Regions from separate parts of the Homo sapiens genome. Here region 2 is linked to region 1. A link is an interaction called in ENCODE POLR2A ChIA-PET data of the cell type or tissue named here. Cell type or tissue: K562. All regions are shown on one strand. Region 1 overlaps AIFM3 (AIF family member 3). Region 2 overlaps PI4KA (phosphatidylinositol 4-kinase alpha).

Region 1 (5,000 bases):
TCCAGGGACTGCAGGGGAGAGCCAGCTTGAGAGGAGCCAGTTTACAGCAGAAGACACTGGGGCCCAGGGAAGGTGGGGCCAGCCCCAGTCACATAGGGGCTGCAGGACAGAACTCAGCAAACCCAGATCTGGCCAGGCGCAGTGACTCATGCCTGTGATCCCAACACTTTGGGAGGCTGAGACAGGAGGATCGCTTGAACCAGGAGTTCAAGACCAGCCTGGGCAGCATGACAAAAATGACCTCATTTCTACAAAAAATACAAAATATTAGCCAGGCATGGTGGTGCGCGCCTGTAGTCCTAGCTACCCGGGAGGCAGAGGTGGGAGGATCGTTTGAGCCCGGGAGGTGGAGGTCGACGCTGCAGTGAGCCGTGAGACAGGCACTGCTCTCCAGCCTGAGTGACAGAGCAAGACTCTGTCTCAAAAAAAGAAAAGCCAGGTGCAGTGGCTCACACCTGTAATCCTAGCACCTTGGGAGGCTGAGGTGGGCGGATGGGCTGAGCTCAGGAGTTCAAGACTGGTCTGGGCAACATGGTGAAACCCCATCTCTACTAAAAATACAAAAAATTAGCCAGGCATGGTGGTGGTGCACACCTGTAATCCCAGCTACTCGGAAGGCTGAAGCATGAGAATCGCTTGAACCCAGGAGGTGGAAGTTGCAGTGAGCCGAGAAGGCGCCACTGCATCCCAGCCTGGGCGACAGAGTGAGACCCTGTCTCAAAACAACAACAACAAATCTAGATCTTTTGGGGGTACCACGGACAGGCCTGGCATAAGCAGGGAGGGCAGCCGGCCAGACCCCAATGGGGTGACAAGCAAGGCTTGAAGTGGGCTTAACTGGGACCCAGAGGGATAGGGTCCCTACTTGCCCCACCCCCTGTACCTTGCTGAGCTTGGGACGGTCGTAGGGAAGGTGCCGGTCTAGCGTGCACAGGACGATCCGGTCGGAGAAGCCCTCCTGCCGCAGTGTCTCTGCACACACCAGGCCAGCTGCACCTGAGGGGAGGGGCCCGTGGGCCAGGAACCACTTCTCACCAATCCCATCTCCCACCCTGCCCCTCATGACCCCACTACCAACCTGCACCCACAATGAGCACATTGGTGCTACTGCTGTACCCAGCACTTGGAGAGATACACTTGGCCATCACCTTGGTCCTTCGCTGCAGCTGTAGGGCCTGTGGGTGCCAGGAGGGTGGAGGGTCACTGCCATCCTCTGCATGCCATCATCCTGGCAGGCAGGTCCTGGCGCTCCAGCCCAGCCTCATCCCTACCGCAACCCCTCACTCTGCTCCAGTGACACGTGCCAAGCTCCTCCCACCACAGGGCTTTGCACATGGCATTCTCTGGGCCAAGATGCCCTCCCGGCTCCTCCCTTCTGCCTGAGCCCCGAGCTATCCCCTCACCTGCTTGCTGGCCCGGACGTACACCTTCTCCTTCTCAATCTTCACCTGCAAGGGCTGCATTGCTCAGGACCAGCCCCGAACCCCACACCCCCAGGTTCCCACCCCATCGCACTCCTGGCCCCACCTGGAACTTGTGTAGACTGTCCAGGCCAGGGAAGTCCTCCAGGTCCCCAGTGCTGATGTTGAAGCAGGCGCCGTGCCAGGGGCAGCGCACCCGACCACGGGACAGAACGCCTGGGAAGGGGAGGTGTTAGGCTGCGCCCACCAGCAGGGGTTGCTTCCCAAGGATCTCAGTGCCCCGGCAACTGCGGGCCCCTCCCCACAGCCCAGGAGACTTCACTAATAGATGAAGATCCTGGGGTCTGGGGAGGAGCCAAGCTGGCATGGGGCCTGGAAGGTCCCCCTCACGCCTCCCACCTGACAGCTCACCTTTCACCAGGGGTGCGCCGTAGTGCGGACACTTATGGCCCAGGGCGTGGAACTCCCCATTGTCCTTCACCAGCAACACCTTCCCCCAGCCCAGCTCCACTTCCCGCATCCTGGGGAACCGCAGCACTCAGAGGTCAGGCCAGACACCAGGCACAACCTCCTGGCAGCTCCTCCCAGTGTCCAGCCTTCTGGGGAGCAGGCCCAGACCGGTAGAAGCCACAAAGGCAGTGACCAGGGCAGCAGCTGGTCATAGCCCCTTCAGGCCAACCCCGACCCCCGGCTATGGCCCCCTCACCCTCCCACCTTGGGACCCCTGATCCCCGCTCCCAGGCAAGCCCAGAACCCACTGGCCATTCTCGAGGTCCTTGACGTGGCAGACAGCAGCCTCCACGCAATCCTGAGGGCTGGGGTAGGGGTGAGGGGTGGACAGGCGCTCCTCCGTGTGGAAGTGGCGGGCCGTGCCATTGCCCTGGTAGGCCCGGGGGCTGCCCTTCCCACTGGCCGACAGCTCCTCCTTGCCTCGCTCCTTCTCAGGCAGCACCACCTCGATCTTGAGCTCCACTGTGGGCAAGGCAGCGCCTTGAGCCCCCCACCTCAGCCAACTTCCTCCCCCATCCCTCAAGCTGGGTGCAGAGGCCAGCTCCTCGGGGTGCCAGGAGGCTCAGCCCTGCCTGGCAACCTCCCCAGAATTCCCTCTGCACCACCAGCCCAGCAAAGAGCCTTAAACCTGGCACGAAGCAGCGGAGGGGCATGGATGGGTGGGGGTGCTCCCGGGTCTGCTTGAATTCGTTTCTGCATGTCTCTTTTTTCTTTTTTTTTTTGAGACAGGGTCTCACTCTGTCGCCCAAGCTGTAGTGCAGTCATGCAATCTCGGCTCGCTGCAGTCTCTGCCTCCTGGGTTCAAGTGATTCTCCCATCTCAGCCTCCCCAGTAGCTGGGACTTCATGTGCATACCACCACGCCAGAGGTGTGGCGTGACAGGGTTGGTAGAGACAGGGTTTTGCCATGTTGGCCAGGCTGGTCTCAAACTCCTGACCTCAAGTGATCTGCCCGCCTCAGCCTCCCAAAGTGCTGGGATTACAGGCTTGAGCTACCACACCCCGCCTCCTTTTTCAATTACAGTGTTAGTGAGGGGGACACAGAGCTGAGTTCCTTCGACCCTGCAGTTCTCCTGGCTGCAGAAACCTCTGTGGCAGAAAGAACCCTGAGGCCCTACAGTCCTGCATCTTCTGATGGACAATGACAATGTCCCTGACATCTCAGGGTATGACTCATGTACATACAGGAATTCAAAAGTGGCAGCAGCTCAGTTCCCAGCCAGTGAATCTGGGTGACAGGAAGTCAAGGGTTCATTGTTCTAGTCTTACAACTTTCCCATATATTTGAATTTTTTTCAAAAATTAAAAAAAATGTACACAGCATAATTCACAGCATAATTTCAACTTCTTCTTTTTTTTTTTTTTTTGAGATGGAGTTTCGCTGTTGTTGCCCAGGCTGGAGTGCAATGGTGCGATCTTGGCTCACTGCAACTTCCCCCTCCCAGGTTCAAGCGATTCTCCTGCCTCAACCTCTTGAGCAGCTGGGATTACAGGCGTGTGCCACCACACCTGACTAATTTTTGTATTTTTAGTAGAGACAGGGCTCCATGTTGGTCAGGCTGGTCTCGAACTCCTGACCTCAGGTGATCCACCCGCTTCGGCCTCCCAAAATGCTGGGATTACAGGCGTGGGCCACCACTCCCGGCCCGATTTCAACTTCTCAAAATAGCTCTTCTCACCAATTTGAGAATCCTTCATCACTAACCAGGTGCTGGGTTTTCAGTGTCCTCGTGTGCCCTGGGGGTGAACCTGAGCATGGGAATGCATGTGGATGGCACAGAGGGGGCACAGCCCCCCCCCCCCACAGCCTCCATACAGAGCCACTTCCCCAGCGTGCCCACGGGGCCAGCTCTAGCGGGGAGTGAGCCAGAGATTGCCATTTTCTTCTTTATACTTTTGCACATTTTCCAAATTCCCTGTGATGTGCCTGGGATATTTTTCTAATTAGAAGGGAACAATAAACAGAATTTTTAGCAGCAATAATCTGGCCTCCCAGGCTGCTGCTGCAGGGAGGAAGCTGAGTGATGGACACTAAGCCCCTGGCACAGCATGGGCCCGATGCTGGAGCAGGAGGTACCTCTCTCACTTCCCAAGGCACCAGCACCTCTGGGTTTTACCTCTCATCCCTTCCACCTCAGAACTGACACTCCAGAAACCAAGAACCCAGAGAGGCTGCCGAGATGCACCTCCAGGCCTTTGCCTGAGCTGTCCCCTGGGCTGGGGCTGCCATCCTTCCTATCTACCCAGACAAGGCTCAGGAGTTGCCTCTCCTGGCTGCCCAGCCCATCCATCATCTCATGCTCTGCTAAATCCTCCACGCTGGCCAGGTCCCCTCCCCAGCCCCAAGTCCCAGCCCTCAGCTCAGGCCCAGGCATAGCAGGGCACAGGGGCAAAGAAAAGGTCAGTTCCTTGACCCCAGCCCAGCAGGGAGGATGCAGAGCACAGAGCCACACTGAGGCCATCGTATCAGGTGGGGGGTTATGGGTGGGGCTTTCATTCCATTTTCTATACCTTATGTAATGGTGTTAGAATGTTTTTGGAAGAATTAAAAAGAGAAATACTTTGGACTTAGCTGACACCAGCTGTGGAAGCTGTGGGAGCTCACAAATAGCCTGGCAGGGGGGCCAGATAATGCCAAGCCAGGCTGCTCTCATCCTCCACCTCCTCCCAGAAGGCTCCAAGCCCACTCACTGATGCAGTCTAATGGAAGCCATTAAGTCAGGGGCCCTTTGGAAAGGTAGAGGGGAGAGGCGTCTCTGCTCACCCACAAAACTGGATCAGCCCCAGCTCCATGACTTCTGGCTGCCCATAAGACCTGCCTTAGCCCCTTTGGGCCTTAAGATGCCTTTATTATAAAATGGAGAGAAGGCCAGGTGTGGTGGCTCATGCCTGTAATCCCAACACTTTGGGAGGCCAAGGCAGGAGGATCGCTTGAGTCCAGGAGTTCAAGACCAGCCTGGGCAACAGGGTGAGATGCAGTCTCTACAAAAAATTTAAAAATTGCCAGTTGGCCGGGAATGATGGCTCATGCCTGTAATCCCAGCACTTTGAGAGGCCGAGGCAGGCAGAT
Region 2 (5,000 bases), 160 kb after region 1:
TTGAAGGAAAAAGGGAATATCTGGGCTTACATAAATGTAGGAAGCTTTCCATCTCTTAGATCTGTGAGAATGTAACAGGTTACATTCTATATATGTGTTAGAATATAAGAGCTAATTTCAGCCACTCAGAATCGCACCTCTTAGAGACAACTCCTTGTTTAAGTATAGAATGTATTCCTCCAGGCTCTGAAAATCTCACTGCCACCTGCCTGCCTTTGGGGCATTTTAGGATGGCCATGATGTGCCCTTGGAGGCTTCCCTTTTCCTGGTAAACAGCTCATTGTCCACCCTCTGTGGTGAGGGCTCCTCTCCATGACCGCTGCCCCACTTTGAGCACATCCAGTAAGTGGCAGATGGGAGCACACTAATGTGGCTGACTGCGAGATCCCCACGTATCACTCCATCAGACTTGGCTGCCGCCCACTTTGCCTGTAGTGGTGACGAGACAAGCGAGCCCTGCTCTCTGAAATGCCTCACTGTAGGACAGACAGCAGCAGACCCTGTGCCTTCTGAGTTTCCTCTCAAACTACCTGTTTTACTTGGACTTTTTCTTTTTTTTGAGTTGGGGTCCTGCTCTGTCACCCAGGCTGGAGTGCAGGGGTGCAGTCATAATGATCCTCTGGCCTTGCCCTTTCAAGTAGCTGGGACTTCAGGTATACAACACCACATACTAAGACTTTTCTTACAGCCGGTCCTTCTATCTCCCTTCCCAGGCCCTCTTCCAAACTGCTGTAAGAATTTAGTTTTTAAGAATTGTTTTTAGGCCAGGAGATGTGGCTCACGCCTGTAATCACAGCACCTTGGGAGGCCCATGTAGGAGGATTGCTTGAGCCTAGGAGTTTGAGACTAGCCTGGGCAACATAGTGAGACCCTTAAAAACTAAATAAAATAAAAAATAAATAAGAATTATTTTTAATAGCGCAAATTTGATCACTTCTTTTCCTGCTTAAAAACTTTCAGGTTGGGCACAGTGGCTGACACCTGTAATCCCAGCACTTTGGGACAGGTGGATCACTTGAGACTAGGAGTTCGAGACCAGCCTGGCCAACATGGCAAAACCCGATCTCTACTAAAAATACAAAAATTAGCCGGGTGCAGTGGCTCACACCTATAATCCCAGCTACTCAGGAGACTGAGACATGAGAATCACTTGAACCTGGGAGACGCAGGTTGCGGTGAGCAGACATCGTGACACTGCACTGCAGCCTGGGCAACAGAGTGAGACTCTTGTCTCACAGGAAAAAAAAAAAAGAAGTTTCAATGACACCCCCTGCGTAAATCCCAAATGTTAGGTCCCTAGTTCCTGCAGCCCCTGTCGTTTGCCATCATCTGTGTCCTCTGTGGGGTTCAGCCACACAGGACTTAGCCCATATTTCATGGTGTCTTTCTGAGAAGTGCCCGATAATCACAACCTTCCCTTCTCCCTCATCTACCCTTTTTAATCCGGCTGTTTCTCCCTCCCTTCTTTCCTTACTTGTTCCCTCTTTCAGTGGCCATTTCTTATGTTGGCCTCTTGGCGTCTCAGCTCCCAGTGGTATTGTTGCCCATCCTTTCTGCTGTAAGTTGCTGGTTTGCGTCCTCTTTAGACAGATTGGCAGTGTGCTGCCAGCTGTGAGATACCAGCTTTGACACAACTGGAGCTAAACTAAACTCTTTGAGTCTGTTCTCTAGTGCTTGAAAAAGTCATAAAATTTAGTATTCACTTCTTTATGAATTGATACTGTCTTATGAAAATATTACAAATTCATCTGTTTTTCAATCATAGTTTTTTGTTTGTTTGTTTTGATTTGTTTTTTTTTTTTTTTTTTTTTGAGACGCAGTCTCCTACTGTCACCAGAATGGAGTGCAGTGGTGCAATCTTGGCTCACTGCAACCTCAGCCTCCCGGGCTTAAGCAGTTTTCCTGCCTCAGCCTCCCAAGTAGCTGGGATTACAGGCACGTGCCACCACGCCCAGCTAATTTTTGTATTTTTAGTAGGGACAGCGTTTCACCATGTTTGCCAGGATGGTCTCAATCTCTTGACCTTGTGATCCACCCGCCTCGGCCTCCCAAAGTACTGGGATTACAGGCGTGAGCCACCACACCTGGCCTCATAGTTTTCTATTATAGTTTCTAAATAATGGATTTTCAAACAATTATATGCTTTTGGGTTCCTATTTACTATATTTCTATTTTAATTTAAAATAATTTTATTTATGTAGAGACAGGGTCTCGTCGTGTTGCCCAGGCTGGTCTCAAACTCCTGGGATGAGGCGATCTTCCCACCTCAGCCTCCCAAAGTGCTGGGATTACATGTGTGAGCCACTGCATTGGGTCTGGGTTTATATTTATTAAATGTCAAATGACTGAATGACTTTATTTTTGTTGATTTTTTTCCTTCTTTTTTTTTTATTGTGGTAAAATACACATAACATAAAATTTGCTATGTCATTTTTTTTTTTTAATACAGGATTTTACTCTGTTACCCAGACTGGAGTGCAGTGACAAATTCATAGCTCCACTGTAGCCTCGACCTCCCAGGCTCAAGCAACCCTCCTGCTCCAGCTTCCTGAGTAGCTGGGACTATAGGCCCATGGTGCTGTATCCGGCTAATTTTTATTTTTTGTAGAGACAGGATCTCCCTATATTGCCCAGGCTGGTCTTGAATTCCTGGACTCAAGCAATCCTCCCACCTCAGCCTTCGAAAACTCTGGGTTTATAGGCATGAGCCACCATGCTTGGCCTTAATTATTTTAAAGTGTATAGTTTAGTAGTATTGAATACATTTATAATATTGTGCAACTATCACTACAATTCATCTCAAAAACTCTTTTCATCTCGTGAAACTGAAACTATACATCAATTATTCCCCATTTCCCCTTCCCCCAGTCACTGATAGCTACCATTCTACCTCTATGTATGATTTAAGTTCCTCTAATAAGTGGGATCGTACAGTATTTGTCTTTTAGTGACAGGTGTATTTCACTTAGTTGCTCTGACTTTGAAACTTCTAGTAGTGTGCATTTTTTTTTCTAATTTTGGTGAGAAAATATCTCTGAGGCCCTGTGGACCCCAAGCTTTCATATCTCTTCACCTTTAAAAAGGTGTATTTCTGCTGGGCATGGTGGCTCACGCCTGTAATCCCAGCACTTTGGGAGGCCGAGACAGGTGGATCACTTGAGGTCAGGAGTTCGAGACTAGCCTGGCCAACATGGCGAAACGCCATCTCTACTAAAAATACGAAAATTACCTAGGTGTGGCGACGGGCATCTGTTATTCCAGCTACTCGGAAGGCTGAGGCAGGAGAATTGCTTGAACCTGGGAGGCAGAGGTTGCAGTGAGCTGAGATCACACTGCTGCACTCCAGCCTGGGCAACAGAGCGAGACTCTGTCTCAAAAAAATAAAAATAAAAATAAAAAAGATACAATTCTTTTTTCACTTCCCACATACTAAGTTATATTGTCTAAGATGGAAATATTAGGACCATCATATCTGAGTCTTTGACCTGAAAGACACAGGTGAGGGGCATCAGTCCCCAAGGATTTGCAATCTACCCTGTAGTTGTTAATTTAAAAACATGCAGAGAATTGGGATATAAATAAAGGCAAAATCTGCACCTTTGTTGGTTATTGGGGGAGTCAGCTTGAGGAAGTACCCTAGTTGCCTGTCACCACGGCTGAGTTTCCAGCTTTATCTCCCACCAGCCTCCTGCTTGCCCGATGGGACTGCCCTAGAGCCTGAGTACTACTTTTCAACCATCAGCTCCAGCTTCTCAGTCTCTCCCCTTTTCAACGGTGTCACATATAAGGAGTTTAACATTCCATTGGAAATGCTTCGGGAACTCTTAAACCTGGTAAGCAAAGAACTGATGGATGAACAGACCATGGATATGTCAGTAAAATTGCTAGTGGTGAAACTTGTATTTTTAAAAGAAAAACTCAGAGTACCAGTATTTCAAAGTACAATTTAATAGTCATAAACTTGCAGATTAATGAAGGAAGTAGAGTAACATTCATGGAATCATTGTATACTGGTTTCTCATTTCATTCTTGAGCAACCATGTTGGGGAGGCACCCATGCATCCCCATTTGGAGGTCAGGAAATCGGTGTCAAACACGTCATGGATATGTAGGCCAGCAGCTGGGCTGCATCCAGTCCAGGGATTCTGACTCCAAGTCCAGTGCTTTTCCTGGGCTTGACTTCCTCTAAGGGGTGGCTCTATTTGGGTTAATAACAAAACCTGACTTTTTCATATTTGGGTACCTTTGGATGACATTGAGGGTGATACCAGAGAAAACACCAGGGCCATTGTTCGATTCCTTAAATGGCCAGAGCTTTGGTCAGATTCAGGGACCCTGGTTGGACGCCGTGGCTCATGCCAGTAATCCCAACTTTGGGAGGCCAAAGTGGGCGGATCACTTGAGGTCAGGAGTTCGAGACTAGCCTGGCCAACATGGTGAAATCCCATCTCTACTAAAAAACACAAAACTTTAGCTGTACATGGTAGTGGATCCCTGTAATCCCAGCTACTCAGGAGGCAGAGTTAGGAGGATCGCTTGAACCTTGGAGGTGGAGGTTGCAGTAGTCAACATCGCAGCACTGCACTCCAGCCTGGGCAACAGAGTGAGACTCCATCTCAAAAAAAATTACAAAATAAAGATCCAGGGGCCCTGAAGTTGTTACAATCAAGCTAGGATGGTTCAAGACAGATTTGAATAGGTACGGGTGATGATGTCATCAAGGCCAGACTCTCAAGATTGGGCTTGCTGTCTTGGAAATGAGAACAATTTGGATAGCATGGAGCATGTGCTGAGGAGTGGCCACCTCCCTGCTGTGTGGAGTGTGAATAGAAATCCCTCAGAGAATGGCTTCAGGCTGAAGATGTAAGAAGACATTACAACATAGGTAATAATTAATGAGGATGGAACCATAATGAATTACTAAATAGGCTAGGATGTTTTTGAAGTTGCTGTCAAGAAGGAAAACTACCTAAACTGCTTCTCAGTGTCAGTGCCCCAGA

What was found. ChIA-PET counts read pairs that join two places held together with the same protein. Peaks named below come from ENCODE experiments on the same cell type or tissue, not always from the same donor. Only the 100,000 strongest peaks of a DNase experiment are listed, where the experiment ranks them.
Region 2: POLR2A ChIA-PET joins it to region 1 with 6 read pairs; 2 of 35 experiments call an interaction of 5 or more read pairs at or near these places.

The regions. Positions count from the first base shown.
Region 1 is chr22:20,970,700-20,975,699 of GRCh38, reverse strand. AIFM3 (AIF family member 3) reads right to left here. Exons shown (of 21, transcript NM_001386814.1): 3 at 2,180-2,393; 4 at 1,833-1,942; 5 at 1,528-1,637; 6 at 1,404-1,448; 7 at 1,079-1,175; 8 at 884-996; 9 at 1-8. Among named protein-coding and RNA genes, the nearest start is that of AIFM3, 5.9 kb to the right of the region's middle. RefSeq lists a silencer at 3,601-3,792. In K562, no CTCF peak of the experiment used is centred here; DNase peaks (open chromatin) are centred at 1,976, 3,079 and 4,217; H3K27me3 peaks cover 3,868 bases.
Region 2 is chr22:20,812,191-20,817,190 of GRCh38, reverse strand. It overlaps PI4KA (phosphatidylinositol 4-kinase alpha), which reads left to right. Exons shown (of 55, transcript NM_058004.4): 8 at 3,685-3,833. Among named protein-coding and RNA genes, the nearest start is that of SERPIND1, 41 kb to the right of the region's middle. In K562, no CTCF peak of the experiment used is centred here; no DNase peak of the experiment used is centred here.